Linked DNA regions of Homo sapiens: all the other regions are linked to region 1. A link is a contact called in ENCODE Hi-C or POLR2A ChIA-PET data. All regions are on one chromosome and are shown on one strand. The core of a region is the stretch at or near the end of the contact, and the rest is flanking DNA. Distances in the headings are between cores, read along the strand shown. Region 1 holds the start of TBC1D19 (TBC1 domain family member 19). Region 2 holds the start of PI4K2B (phosphatidylinositol 4-kinase type 2 beta). Region 3 holds the start of ZCCHC4 (zinc finger CCHC-type containing 4).

Region 1 (4,483 bases), core at 1,015-3,514:
TTGTATGATGAACAAATAGATCAATGGAACAAAATAGAGAGCCAGAAATTTTGTGTGTGTGTGTGTAATTGATTTTCGACAAAGGTGCCAAGGAAATTAGCAGAGAAAGGATAGGTTTTTCAGCAAATCAGTAATGGAAATACTGGATATCCATATGCAAAAAAAAAAAAAAAAAAGCTTACCTTGCACCATATACAATAATTAACTCAAATGGATCACAAAATGGATCACACTTCTACATTTAGGATCACAGACCTAAATGTAGAAGCTAAAACTATAAAACTTCTAGAACAAACAAACATAGTAGAAACTTTTTTAAGACCTTGAGTTAGGCAAACACTTTTAGGTAGGGAACAAAAAGCACAAATCATAAAACAATTGATAAAAATTTATGTCACCAAAATTAAGCATTTTTCTCTTTCAAAGACCCAGTTGAGAAAATGAAAAGATAATCCACAGACTGGGCAGGGTGTGGTGGCTCACGTCTGTAATCCCAGCACTTTGGGAGCCTGAGGCAGGCAGATCACTTGAGATCAGGAGTTCAAGACCAGCCTGGCCAACATGGTGAAACCCCATCTCTACTGGAAACATAAAAAATTAGCTGGGCATGGTGGTGGATGCCTGTAATCCCAGCTATTCAGGAGGCGAAGGCGGGAGGATCACTTGAACCTGGGAGGCAGAGGTTGTAGTGAGCCGAGATCACACCACTGCACTCCAGCCAGGGTGACAGAGGAAGACTCCGTCTCAAAAAAAAAAGATAATCCACAGACTGGGAGAAAATATTTGCAAGACGCACATCTGATAAAGACTTACATCATATAGAAAGAATCCTTACAACTCAACAATAAGAAGACAACACTATTTTTTTTTTAATGGGCAGAAGATTTGAAGACTACCTCACCAAAAAAGATATAAGCACATAAGAAAATGCTTAATATCATTAGTCATTAGGGAAATGCAATAAAAGCTACAATAAGATACTATTACACTTCTACTAGAGAAGTATAATTAATTAATAAAAATAAATAAAAGACTGGCAGCATCAAGCGCTATCAAGGACGCAAAACAATTGGAACTCTCAGAATTGCTTGTGGGAATGGAAAATGATACAGCCACTTTGGAAAAGTGTGACAGTTTCTCATAGAATGAAACATTACACTTACCATACAAGTCAGCAATTCCAATCCTAGGTATTTATCCAAGAAAAAAAGAAACAAATATCCAAGCAAAATCGTATACTAGAATGTATATATCAGCTTTACTTATAATCTCTAAAACCAGAAAGCAACCCAATGCCCTTCACACAATGATGAATAAACAAGCCATTGTACATTCAAACACTGAAATATTACTCAGCAATAAAAAGGAACAGAACTACTGAAATATCAACAAAATGGATGAATCTCAAAAGCACTGTGTTAATGCCAGAAAGCAGGCACAAAATGTACAAACTGTATGATTTCATTTATATGAGTCACAAAAAGGCAAGGATCTCAATCAATCTGTGCATCCTCAGTGCCTAGCATGTTATAAAATATCCAATAAATGCTAGGTGGTGGACGGATAGACGAGGAATAATTGCAGGGAGGGTAAACTGCAAGAAAGTGATACATTGACGAGAAAGCAGAAAGGTACTTGGGGGCCCAAGTCCACCCACAGGACGGAAAAAGTGAGGGAAGGCATGGTCCAAGCTACCTTCAGTGAGTCCAGCAGCTTAAAAAATTAGACCCTGTAAATGACTACAGGAATAGATAAATGAGTAAGCGTTTCTCTGGTCTGAAAAAAAGGTGTGATGCGCCCCACCCTTCTTTAAAAATCTATTAACCACGCCTGGGGCTGAGGCAGCACAGCTTGCACCGGACAGGGAGGTGGGGTTTTTTTGTTTTGTTTTGTTTTTGTTTTTGTTTTTGTTTTTGTTTTTGTCTGTTTGTTTTTTGAGCACCAGAGCGGAGCTGGAGAGGTCAGAGGCGAGCTCTGGCTTGGGTGAGGAGGGTGAAGAAGAGACATCGCCGCGGCCCCGCCCGTCTGCATCCCTTCCCACTCGGCCTCACTTACCCAGGCCTGCCGTTCCAGCTGAGAGTACAAATTGGAGCCCTTGAGCTTTTGGACTATCTGGGCAATAATGAGAGAGAGGTCCGACTCCTCCTGCAACATTTCCCCTGCCCTAGCCCGCCAAGCCGCGGGGACAGGCCGCCGGCGCGGAGCGAACGGGCTACCGGGTCCCACTCAGGGCCAGTGACACTTCTCCGGGACCTTATTACACTGGGACTCCTCCAGCGGGCGTTACCAGGCAACTGCCGAGCCTTGTGTCCGTCCCTCTCTGGTCCCCTCAGCGCCTGAAGGCCACAGCATCTGCGTTCCGCCGGCGGAAAAAGACCGGGGCGGGGAGGACGCTTTTCACACCGTTGTTCCTGCCTTGTCTATGGTTGAAAGGCAAGAAAGCTCATTCTTTCAGAGCCACAGCGCCTCTGATGCACAAGGGGGACACGGAGAATTGTGCGTTTTACTATATAAAGGATCATTCTCTTCCACCTCTCAATTTCTGCAGAAACAGGACTGTGGCACGCAATGATACTGCGAATTACAACCACGAATTGTTAGGCTCTGACACTACCTGCGTAAACGTGTTACAGTTTCCGCCTCTGTAAAATAACACCCAGTTTGCAGGATGTTGTGATGATTAGCTGAGGTAAAAATCGTGAAGGTGCCTAGCACTGTACCATAGCACTCCATTTTACTTCATTTTCTCTCGTTTCTATTCTCTAGAGTCTTATACCAGGAATAAGTAGACAATCTCGTCTCATCTAACAACTACAAATTAACCAACAGGCATTATTTGTAGGTTTTCTGCAAAGCATTAGCAATTCAAGGATGAATAAGACATTGTCCAAGTCTTCCAGGAATTTACCGTCTAGATTCATCCTCTTCCGTATATTCATTCATTCAAGCATTTATTCATAATTCATTCAGCTTTCAACTTATTGAACATTTACATAAAAGGAACTGTGTGGGCACAAAGGTTTAATAAAATATGGTTCTTGCCTTCAAGGAAATGCACAAAAGATTTTTAGCAGAACTAAAAGTAACTGACTTAAATTATTGAATGACATCCCCAAAGGCCAACGGCACCTCCCTTCCCCCCCCAAAAAAGGCCTAGTGAAAAATACATTAGAATAACCTCACAAAAATAATCAAAATTGAGTTCAAATGTGTATATGCATATTTTAAGCAAAGCAGAAGTAGGATTTTAAGAAAACAAACCAAGATTGCTGCAAAAGCTACTCTAGACTAACTAGAAACAAAGAGATCTCATTCAATCAAATGTAGATTCTAATTCAATAGGACTCTGGTGAGAACTGGTAAACCGCATTTCTGACAAGTCCAAGAAATTATGATGCCGATGGTCCAAAGACTACATTCTGAATAGCAAAGGACTAAAGCAGGAAATAATATGAATTCAAAGGGACTGGACCCGGGCCTCTATGCACAGCACTCTGACATTTATAACACCACCATCCAGAATACTGGGATGATAAGTACAAATTCTAAATAATTTGGTAAAGTTGGTTTATCAAACCAAGTTTAGAAAGAGGCAGCCAGGAAAGAAACAAAGCACTTAAAGGCAATTAATGACAGACTCTCTAAAGTGCAGTTTCTCTACAAAACATTCTCTCACAACTCAGAATTTCTCAAAGCTGCAGATAAGTAGATATTGTCAACTCTTTATAGTCCTTCCATCTCAACTGTCCACCCATCCATGAATTCCCACCACAAACCTCACTTTGAACAGAGAGAAAGAAGAGGCAGAGAGAGGAGAGAGAGCACTACCATAACAGTCCCTTTGAGATTGAAAGAAGTGGAGTGATTAGCTGCCAAAGAGATAAAGATGCTTCAGCTGAAAAGATTAGTAGAGCGTTGAAGGGAAGGATGAAGCTGTAGAGCAGAAGAAAAGGCATAGATAGTGCCTGGAGTCAGAAAACATTCTGGCTTCCTTCCTAGTATGTACCCTGGGAATTGCATGAGTCTCTTTCCCTATCAGTTTCATTTTCTTCTCTGTATCAAGAGTGTAAAATATCCAACTAAGGAGACAGTATGAGGAACAAATGTACCAAGTATTAGACTATTAATATATATTAATAAATTAAATATTGAAACTGTGATAATTAAATAAAAATAATGCCCAGTACTATTGACAAGGGAATGGAAAGTAACTAAATAAACATAGCAACATATGTGAAAGTGCCCAGAACTATTCCTTGCACAGATGGAGACTTAAATAATTTTGTTAAAGAAGAGAACAATTATAAGCTTAAAGCAACAATTACGAAGTTTGGCTCTAATTCGGAAAGCATGTCCAAGCAAAAAAAAAAAAAGTCCCTTAATCCTAATATCTTTAAATTGTTTTTTACATACATAGAAGCAGATGTGTCGGAGTATAATTTAATTACAGAATGGTCTTTGTTCTCTATTTCCAATTCGATTT
Region 2 (4,483 bases), core at 1,243-3,742, 1.4 Mb after region 1:
CTGGAGTGCAGTGGAGCCATCTCTGCTCACTGCAACCTACACCTCTCGGGTTCAGAAGCGATTCTCCTGCCTCAGCCTCCCAAGTAGCTGGAATTGCAGGCGCCCGCCACCATGCCTGGCTAATTTTTCTATTTTTAGTAGAGGCAGGGTTTCACCATGTTGGCCAGGCTGGTCTGAAAACTCCTGACCTCAAATGATCCACCCACCTAGGCCTTCCAAAATGCTGGGATTACAGGCATGAGCCATGGCACCCAACAGAGAATAAAATTTATTTATTTATTTATTTATTTATTTATTTATTTATTTATTTATTTATTTTTGAGACAGAGTCTTGCTCTGTCTCAAGACAGAACCAGGCTGGAGTGCAGTGGAGAATAAAATATTTTTTTAAAAAAGATCTTAGCAAATTGTAAACTGTGATACAGGTAAGATATTACCTTTAAAAAAGGTAGGAATTCTAAGAATCCATTTGTATTCTAACACTATACTCTATCCTCACTTTGAATTTTTGTTGTTGTTGTTGTTTATTTTTTATAGAGATGGGGATCTCGCTATGTTGCCCAGGTGGGTCTCGAACTTCCAGCCTCAAGCTATTCTCCTGCCTAGACCTCCCAAAATGCTGGGATGGGATTACAGGCCTGCCATCTCGTTGACCTCTCGCTTTGATTTTTTTCTAGCCTTAATACTGTTTGTTTATAAAACACCTCACTTTCACAGAACAAGTGCATTTTGAAGGCTTTAGGCTCTTTTAAAAACCCAGGTACACAAGGTAGCTTACACAAGGTAAGGGACAGAAAAAGGCAAGCTAGCTATTTTACAGACTAAATTCTAAGTAACATATACCCAAATTGCCAATGTAGCTAGGCAAATGCAGACCCGTTTGTGATCTGGTTTCAGCTTCACGTTGTTTGGTTAAACGTCAATGCATCCATCAGGTAACATTATAACGGGAGCAGACGTTGGTTAAAGCTTAAACAATCAGACAAACTGCTCCCCTTGGGATTCTCTGATTTATTTACTCTAGAATATGCCTGAATGTAGCCTCTAGCTAGAACTTGAGTGACCGATTCTATCCAAAATTCTTTAAACTGTAAAGGACACATTAGTGTACCACTAACAGTACATTTAAAATCTAACAATTCCAAAAAAAACTAAGCAGTGTTAAAGAAACTTCCATTTTCTGTGGTTTTTAAGTTGTCATGTGTGAAGCGATAAACCAACCGGGTGCACAACATCTCATTTAATCCATCCTCACAACCAGCAGGGAGGTGTACCATCGCCTTTTTACAAACAAGTCTGTCTCACCTCTAGCTGAGAGTCTTACAAGTCTCTTGCTATTTCCATCACATTTGTCTAACTCCATTCAACACGCCAGAAAAACTCACTTTATTAATAAATATCCAGGCCTGCACAGCATACCTAAATTTAACCTTCAACATCATTTCAACTGCCCTGTTTCGCCTGAGGTTATCAGTCCGCTTAATAGCGAAAAGAGGTTTTTCGTTTTGGTTTTCTTATGTATTAGAAGTAAATCAAGAAAGAGAAACTAAACTGTAAGAGGGCAGGAACAGACTTTCAACTGCTTTTGCCCCCTGTGGCTAACTTCATAATAACAACATTTAATAGAAAAAGGTTTTGAAACGTGCCCCAGTGGCAACTGGATATTCTGGCTGTCCATCTCTCTCCTGTCATCCACTTTGCAAATTCACCACTCCGGGAACTTTCCTGAGAGTTCAAGGTTCTTAATTCAAAAGTCAAGTCCAAACTTGAGCAAGGACTTACGTCATTTTACAGCGTTAACCTCTCCCCAGTGTCGGTTTCTAGAAGTTTTGACTCACTTTGCGGGGAGGTCTAAAGAATCGGTTTAATGACAACCACTGGCCTTAGGAGAGGGAGCTCCCGGAGAAAGAGCGAGCAAGCTAGGTGCCCGCGGTGCGGCTGCGGCTGGCGCCGGTCCGAGCTCGGGAGCTGCTGCCCAGCGAGCGGGGAAAGCCCGTCCACCTCGGCCAGCGCGCGCGGGAGACAGGACCGAGCCGGGCGACAGGGGCAGCCGCCCGGAGGGGCGCGGGGAGTGGGGCAGGGCCGGGTCGCACCTGAAACCGCGGGGCGGCTCCGGTCCAGCTCGGCGGACGAACTCCGGGAGACCCCCACGTCCCCGGGCGGGAGGGGCAGCTCCTCGTCGCCGGCCTCGCCCTCCTCCCCGGCAGCGTCCAGCAGCCTCACGGCGCTGCCTGGGGCGCCTCTCCGCGGGTGGGCCCAGGCGATCCGCGGTAGCAGCGGCTCCCGCTCCCCATCCTCCTCCTCCTCCGGGCTCCCGCCGTCCGCGGACGCCAACCGGTCGGGCTCGGAGGGATCCTCCATGGACTCCCTCTGCTCCCTCCGCGCTGAGACCAGATCAGAGCAGCCAGGTGCCAGAGACTGGGCTCTGCATGGCGCGGAACGGGAGCGACCGGGTAGAACGGACGCCACCTCACCAGCGCACGGGCACGCTTGGCGCCCGCCCAGCGGTTGTCCCGCCTCGCCGCCGGCCGCGCCCCACCTCGCGCCTCCGCCAGGCACCACCCCCGCGCCTGCGCAGAAGGGTCGTGGCGGCGGCGGCGGCGGCAGCGGGGCACGTGGGAGTGAACAGGGGGCGGGGCTTTTGAGGGGTCAGGTGGGGTGGGGCCGCCACCTGCTTCCGTGAGCGCGGGGAGAAGCTGGGCACAGCTCGCTTTACTCCCAGTGGAGGGCGGGAAGGTGAGTAATTTTCAAAGAGGTGCCCTCCTGCAACCAAAAGCGGCTTCTCCCTGACAGAATTCTCTCTCAGAGTTTACCATAATCTGTAACTATAGATTTAATTGTATGACATTTCTTTCCTCCAGTAGACGTCCAGGAGGGCAGGGACCTTGTCTTTGTTCAGATATTCTTGATAGTGGCAGTTTGTATGTTTTCTTTTTCTGACTAATCTAGCTAGAAGTTTATCAATTTTTAAATCTTTTCAAAATGTCATGTTTTGGTTCCATTGATTTTCTGTTTTCTGGTCCATTGCCTTATTTTGCTCTTTATTGCTCACTTGAGTTTTGATTTCCTCTTCTTTTTCTAGTTGCTTAGAGTAGAAGATGATTGATTCTGGATCTTTCTGCTTTTCCAATGCTAGTATTTTAAGGCTATAAATTGCCCTCTAAGCACTGCTTTAGCTGAATTCTCCTTTTTTTTTTTCTTGGTGGTTGTTATTTTTGAGACAGGGTCTCACTTTGTTATCCAGGCTGGAGTGCAGTGACACAATCATAGCTCACTGCAGTCTCAACCTCCTAAGCTCAAGGGATCTTCTCAGCTTTAAACTGTAGAAGACACAGTAGCTGGAACTGCAGGTGTGCACGACCACATCCTGTTAATTTTTAAATTTAAATTTTTTGTAGAGATGGGATCTCACTGTTGCCCAGATTGGTCTTGAGCTCCTGGTCTCAAGCAGTCGTCCTGCTTCAGCATCCCAAAATTCTGGGATTACAAGCATAAGCCACCTTGCCTGGCCTGCTACTGTGCTTTTGTTTTCCTTCAGCTGAAAATAGTTTTTAATTTCCTTTATGATTTCCTCTTTGACCCTGTAAAGGAAAATAAAAATCTCAGAACCACCCCCCACCCCCAACTTGTTATGTCAAAGGGAGAGTTAAGCCTGGAGACTGAAGTCACTCAACACTACAATGCTTTTCCCAAATGGATAGCTGTTACTTCCCATAGTTGTATTAAAACTTTATATGTTAGCCAGACCCTCCTCAAAATGCAAAAAAAAGCCTTATGCATCTCAGTCTCAGGATGACTGTCCTCAACAAATTAATCATAGTAAATTCTTTACTGGCCCTTAAACCTTTCAAGATGTATATCCTTCCATAAAACAAGGACGTGTCAATTGTATAACTTTAAGTCTGCAACCTAAATCAAACTGGTACAACTAAAGTCTGTTAAATTTCACATGGATAAATTCAGTTACAAGCTTATCTTCCCAGATGCAGAACAAGGATAAGATCAATCATTCCTTCACCTGAGATATCTGTATAATTAACTTCCTTTACTCCATTTTCTTTGAATATTCACCTTATCTTATGCATAGCATAGAGTTACTGGGCACTACCTAAAGTCTAGCAAAAATGTAACCATTTGCTTCACCACCTACAACCCTCTTCCCTGATGCCTTCTCCGCTTTAAAGAAAGAATAGCTGTAATTACAGGTGCCTGCCACCATGCACGGCTAATTTTTGTATTTTTTAGTAGAGATAGGGTTTCACCACATTGGCCAGGCTGGTCTCGAACTCCTGACCTCAGATGATCCACCCGCCTCGGCCTCCCAAAGTGCTGGGATTACAGGTGTGAGGTACTGCACCTGGCCTGTAAATGCCTTTTAATTGGAGTTTGGGGTCCATTTACATTTAATGTAATAATGATGTGGTTGGATTTAGATCTATTATTTTGCAATTTGGGTTTTATTTGCTTTAACCTTTTCGGTTCC
Region 3 (4,483 bases), core at 653-3,152, 1.3 Mb after region 1:
GGGTAGAGCCCTCAGGAATGAGATTAGTGTCCTTCTAAGACAGACAGTGCTTGCTTCCTCTCTCTGGGAAATGAGGATATAAAGAAAGGATGACCCTCTGCAAATCAGGAAGAGGACAGGACCTACACCAGACACTAGATCTGCCAGCATCTTGATCCTGGACTTCCCAGTCTCCAGAACTGTAAGAAACAGATGTCTGTCGTTTAAGCCACACAGCCTATGGTACTTCTGTTACAGAAGCCCAAGCTAACACACAGAAGATCAGCCCCACCCAATATTACCACCTCAGAGAGTCTTATGGGGAAATAAGACTTTGAGACAGTAGTTTAAGATATCAGTAATCAGAGTAAACATGAACTCATTTTCTGAACCAACAAACATAGTATCTCCATCTCTCTTAAGAGATTTATCTTGTATGTTCAGACCGCATATTTTTATTGGTTTACACGTTCTCAACAAAATTGTCACACATACCAAAAATAAAAAATAAATATCCAAAAAGTTGATATACCTTTTCATCTTCCCACTGAAAAAAATTACAGTCTTTTCTATCTCTACAGGCTGAACAGGCATAAAACCTCCGAGTTTCTTCTTTCCCTTGGGTCACCTTTACAAACAGAAGAGTGGGTCCTAGTTCCAGAATAGAAAAAAAAAAAAAAAGTGTCAAGTAATGGTCATCTACGTCAAGTTCTTAGTTTTCGCTGCCCTTAAATAAAATTTGTTTGAGCTTTAGGCACAATTTATCATAATTAAATCCATCTCTTTGGTTGGTTGTTTTTTGTTTTGTTAGGGTTTTTTGTTTTGTTTTCTTGAGACAGGGTCTCCCTCTGTCGCCCAGGCTGAAGCGCACTGGCACAATCATGGCTCACTGAGATCCTGCTTCCTAGCCTCAAGCGATTCTCCCGCCTCAGCATCCCGAGTAGCTGGGACTACAGTTGCGTGTCCCCAGCTGTTTTTCTTTTTTTGTAGACGGAGTGTCATCATTTTTGCCCGGGCTAGTCTCAAACTCCTGGGCTCAAGCGATCAGCCCGCCTCGGCCCCCCAAGTGCTGGAACTACAGGTGCACGCCACCACGCCGGCTTCTCTGTGTTTAATGAATGTTTCTTTTCTCTCTGTTACAACATTCCGGCAGTGACTACTTATAAATAATTTTTGAAAACCGGTCTCTTCAGAAAGAAAATGCTATTGTCGGTACAGTTGCTGTCTACGTTGTGAATATTACAAACCTGAGACTAAAACAAGGAAGGGACTCAGAGAATTGAGGACTTTGACATCTCTTGCGCGGTTACCCTTGCAGTGAAAACCTGAGCTTTGAGCTGGAAACGCCCACTTTCTGTAAGTTAGAGAAAAACTGAGTCTAGTTCGCAGGCAAGAATTACACTGTTTTTCTCCCTAATTTTTTATTTTTGAAGGGAGAGCAAATCAACAAATGAAATCCCCAAGTACTTGTCAACGAGAACTATTCAATACCATGCATTCTTCTCTTTGCCTACTTTTCTGCCCCTTCCCCCCAAAAGAGATGAAATAGTCCTGGAGCCAAAACCACAAGAGTGGAGACTTGCTCTGAATGTTTCTCAAGTAAGTTGAAAAACACCGCGTTCCGAGGAAGGAGTATTTTCTAGGCAGCACACTGGTGAGGGAAAGAGGCGGGTAAAAATACAGGAGCCCCAAAAGCCACTTCCAAGCCAACTCACACCCTCAGCGCCCGGCAGTTAGGCTGAGCCCAGACTCTGACCCACCGTGAGGGCACAGCGGGGCGGGGACGGCAGGATCCAAAGGAAGCACCACCTCCATTCCCGAGCTTCCCCGGCACCCTGCGCTGCCCTCTGCCTCCACGGCTTCAAACCCATTCCTGGAGGCCGCCATCTTCCCGCCGCCGTCCCGAAAGCCTCAGTACGAAACAAGAATGCTGAGAAAGAGCGCCCCCGCGACCCAAAGCGACCCACAGCGCCCCCAGGCGCTTAGGAGGAGCTTGGGCGGGGGCTGCCGCGGCGGAGGCCACGCCCCGAAACGCAGTCCCCGCCCACCTGGGGGCTGCACCTAAGCGGCCCCTAGCGGTGGGGCTCGCAGGTCACTTGCGGGACCTGTGCCATGAGCTCAGCGCATGAAGCACCCTCCTTTCTTAAGAATATAGCCAGGAAGTGAGATGATTCGAACAAAGACTTGGTTGTATTGTAGGTCCAAAAGGCAGCATTACCACCTCTGCCAAATAGCTGAAATGGCTGCAGCAGCTGTGATTTAAGGATCATTCTTTGTTTTTCAAAGTCACAGTCACTGCATCATCCTCTGTAACTTTTGGACAATGCTGAAAGTTGCACATCATAGTTGCATACTCATTGACATTTATACATAAGAAAGAAAGAAAACCGTCCTGATTTGCAGATGACATGATTGTCCACATTTTAAAAATCCGAAAGAATCTATCAGGAAAACACCTCCGGTTTAAACTGAGTTCAGCAAGGTTGCAGGATATGAGATAAACACACAAACATCAACTGGATTTCTAAATACTAGCAATGATCACAAGAACACTAAAAAATAGAATACCACTTACAATCACTCAAATAAATGAAATAGGTGTAAATCTAACGAAATATGTACAGAGCTTTATGTATGCTAAAAACTCCAAAATGCTTGATTAAAAAAAATCAAGGCTGAGTGCAGTGGCTCACACCTGTAATCCCAGCACTTTGGGGGGCCAAGGAGGGAGGATTGCTTGAATCCAGGAGTTCGAAACCAGCCCGGGCAACAAAGCGAGACGACATCTCTAAAATAAATAAGCAATTTTTAAAGTTTTTTAAAAATCAAAGAATAGCCGGGCACGGTGGCTCACGCCTATAATCCCAGAATTTTGGGAGGCCAAGGCAGGTGGATCACAAGGTCAGGAGATCGAGACCATCCTGGCTAACACCGTGAAACCCCGTCTCTACTAAAAATACTAAAAATACAAAAACAAAAAAATTAGCCAGGCGTGGTGGCGGGCACCTGTAGTCCCAGCTACTCGGGAGGCTGAGGCAGGAGAATGGCGTGAACCCGGAAGGCGGAGCTTGCAGTGAGCCGAGATTGTGCCACTGCACTCCAGCCTGGGTGACAGAGTGAGACTCCGTCTTAAAAAAAAAAAAAAAAAATCAAAGAATAAACAAATGCAGAAACATACTGCATTCATAAATCAGAAGACTCAACATAGTAAAGATATCAGTTCTCCCCAGGTTTAATGCTTATACAGGTGTAGCACAATTGCTATGAAAATCCCAGCCAGATTCTTTTTGTACATTTAGACAATATTCTGAAATTTATATGGAAAGGCAAGGGAACTAAAATAGCTAAAACAATTTTGGAAAAAGAATAATGAAGTGGGAGGAATCAGCCTACTCAATTTCAAGTCTTATAGTGCAGTAATCAAGACGCAGCCACATGTCTATGGTTGTAGACGAAATAGTCTCTTATGTTATTTAAAGAACCATTGGGGCATGTGCCTAGTTAACTTCACACATTGAGTGCTATGGTTTATTACTGTAAAAACATGGCTGTTTTTCTTTCACATTTCATGTAATGGTTTTACTCAAATTCTCCATCTGCACCAGTAGCATCTGTATCTTTGATGTACCAGTGTCCCCTTTTTCAAGTTGTCCAGAACACTTTTTCAGTGTATATTATCTGCACATGTCTGGTCTTTTGAGATAGGAAACTTTCTACAGCTATGATGATGATACTCTCGGACACTATCTCAAGACCTAACTAGCTGGGCACACATTCTCAGGACCCCTTGAGACAGTGCCCTAGGCAGAATAAAAACTAAAAGACCTAACTACCTACTCACATGAACTCTAGCACTTTTATTTACAAATTTGTTTTAGATGTACAAATTTGTGATCTTAAAAGACTTGTTTATAAAATTTGCAAGTGAATTTGTAACTCGTAAAACCAGAGTTACTGAGTCTGTATTTCCTCTTTCTCTTTTAAATAATGCTGATTCTGTGAGGCAACCTCTCTAAGCAGCCAAAACCAGTACAGATGTGCAGCCTTTACAGATAAGCTTCCCCAAACAGTAAAAACACAACAAAGATTGATCCAAATAAGGTAAATGGGAGGGCACTGCAAAATGTGAGAGCTGCTGAAGGTTTCAAACATCAGGCCATTTTGTTTGCAGAGGGATAATTTTGGGGAGAAAAAAAACTCACCTTATTTTCAGATATATATATGGTAAATAGCCTGTGTTAAATATTTACTGATGGGATTATGAATATGACCAATAAGTTATACATGTTTCATTTAATTTCCTGATAGTGTCTTTAGTCTGCACAGGAAAATGCTTGAGTAGAAACATACTGAGAGATTCAGCAAGGTTCTGAAAGGAAGCCAGAGACAGAACTGAAAATAGGTCCCTTGAGGCCTAAGCACCAGGAGAGACCTAGATTACACTTATTGTCAGGCCTCTGAGCCCAGGCTAAGCCATCATATCCCCTACGCCCTGCACGTATAC

What was found. Hi-C counts contacts between places; a loop is a spot of excess contacts on that map. ChIA-PET counts read pairs that join two places held with the same protein, here RNA polymerase II (POLR2A). Pooled maps may share reads with other maps.
Region 2: a loop to region 1 is called in a map of CD8-positive, alpha-beta T cell, with 9 times the contacts of the local background. The contact joins the promoter of PI4K2B here to the promoter of TBC1D19 in region 1. A Hi-C loop is called at or near these places in 5 of 168 maps with a recorded cell type or tissue (CD4-positive, alpha-beta memory T cell, CD8-positive, alpha-beta T cell and naive thymus-derived CD4-positive, alpha-beta T cell) and 8 of 50 pooled maps.
Region 3: a map of B cell shows a loop between it and region 1 (16-fold over the local background). The contact joins the promoter of ZCCHC4 here to the promoter of TBC1D19 in region 1. A Hi-C loop is called at or near these places in 4 of 168 maps with a recorded cell type or tissue (B cell, CD4-positive, alpha-beta T cell, CD8-positive, alpha-beta T cell and 1 more), 1 of 37 single-sample maps with no recorded cell type and 10 of 50 pooled maps. POLR2A ChIA-PET finds 5 or more read pairs at or near these places in 1 of 52 experiments (CD4-positive, alpha-beta memory T cell).

Annotation. Positions count from the first base shown.
Region 1 is chr4:26,581,865-26,586,347 of GRCh38, reverse strand. TBC1D19 (TBC1 domain family member 19) reads right to left here and starts at 2,264. Exons shown (of 21, transcript NM_018317.4): 1 at 2,056-2,264. The coding sequence starts at 2,154. RefSeq lists an enhancer at 1,947-2,036.
Region 2 is chr4:25,232,042-25,236,524 of GRCh38, reverse strand. PI4K2B (phosphatidylinositol 4-kinase type 2 beta) reads right to left here and starts at 2,492. Exons shown (of 10, transcript NM_018323.4): 1 at 2,094-2,492. The coding sequence starts at 2,361. LOC105374535 (a long non-coding RNA gene) reads left to right here and starts at 2,660. Exons shown (of 4, transcript XR_925490.3): 1 at 2,660-2,736. RefSeq lists enhancers at 1,603-1,732, 1,665-2,164, 2,165-2,666 and silencers at 1,953-2,012, 2,053-2,292, 2,393-2,702.
Region 3 is chr4:25,310,193-25,314,675 of GRCh38, reverse strand. It overlaps ZCCHC4 (zinc finger CCHC-type containing 4), which reads right to left and starts at 1,902. Exons shown (of 13, transcript NM_024936.3): 1 at 1,740-1,902; 2 at 512-630. The coding sequence starts at 1,866. RefSeq lists enhancers at 1,784-1,843, 1,372-2,248, 3,836-3,975 and silencers at 1,842-2,046, 2,054-2,123.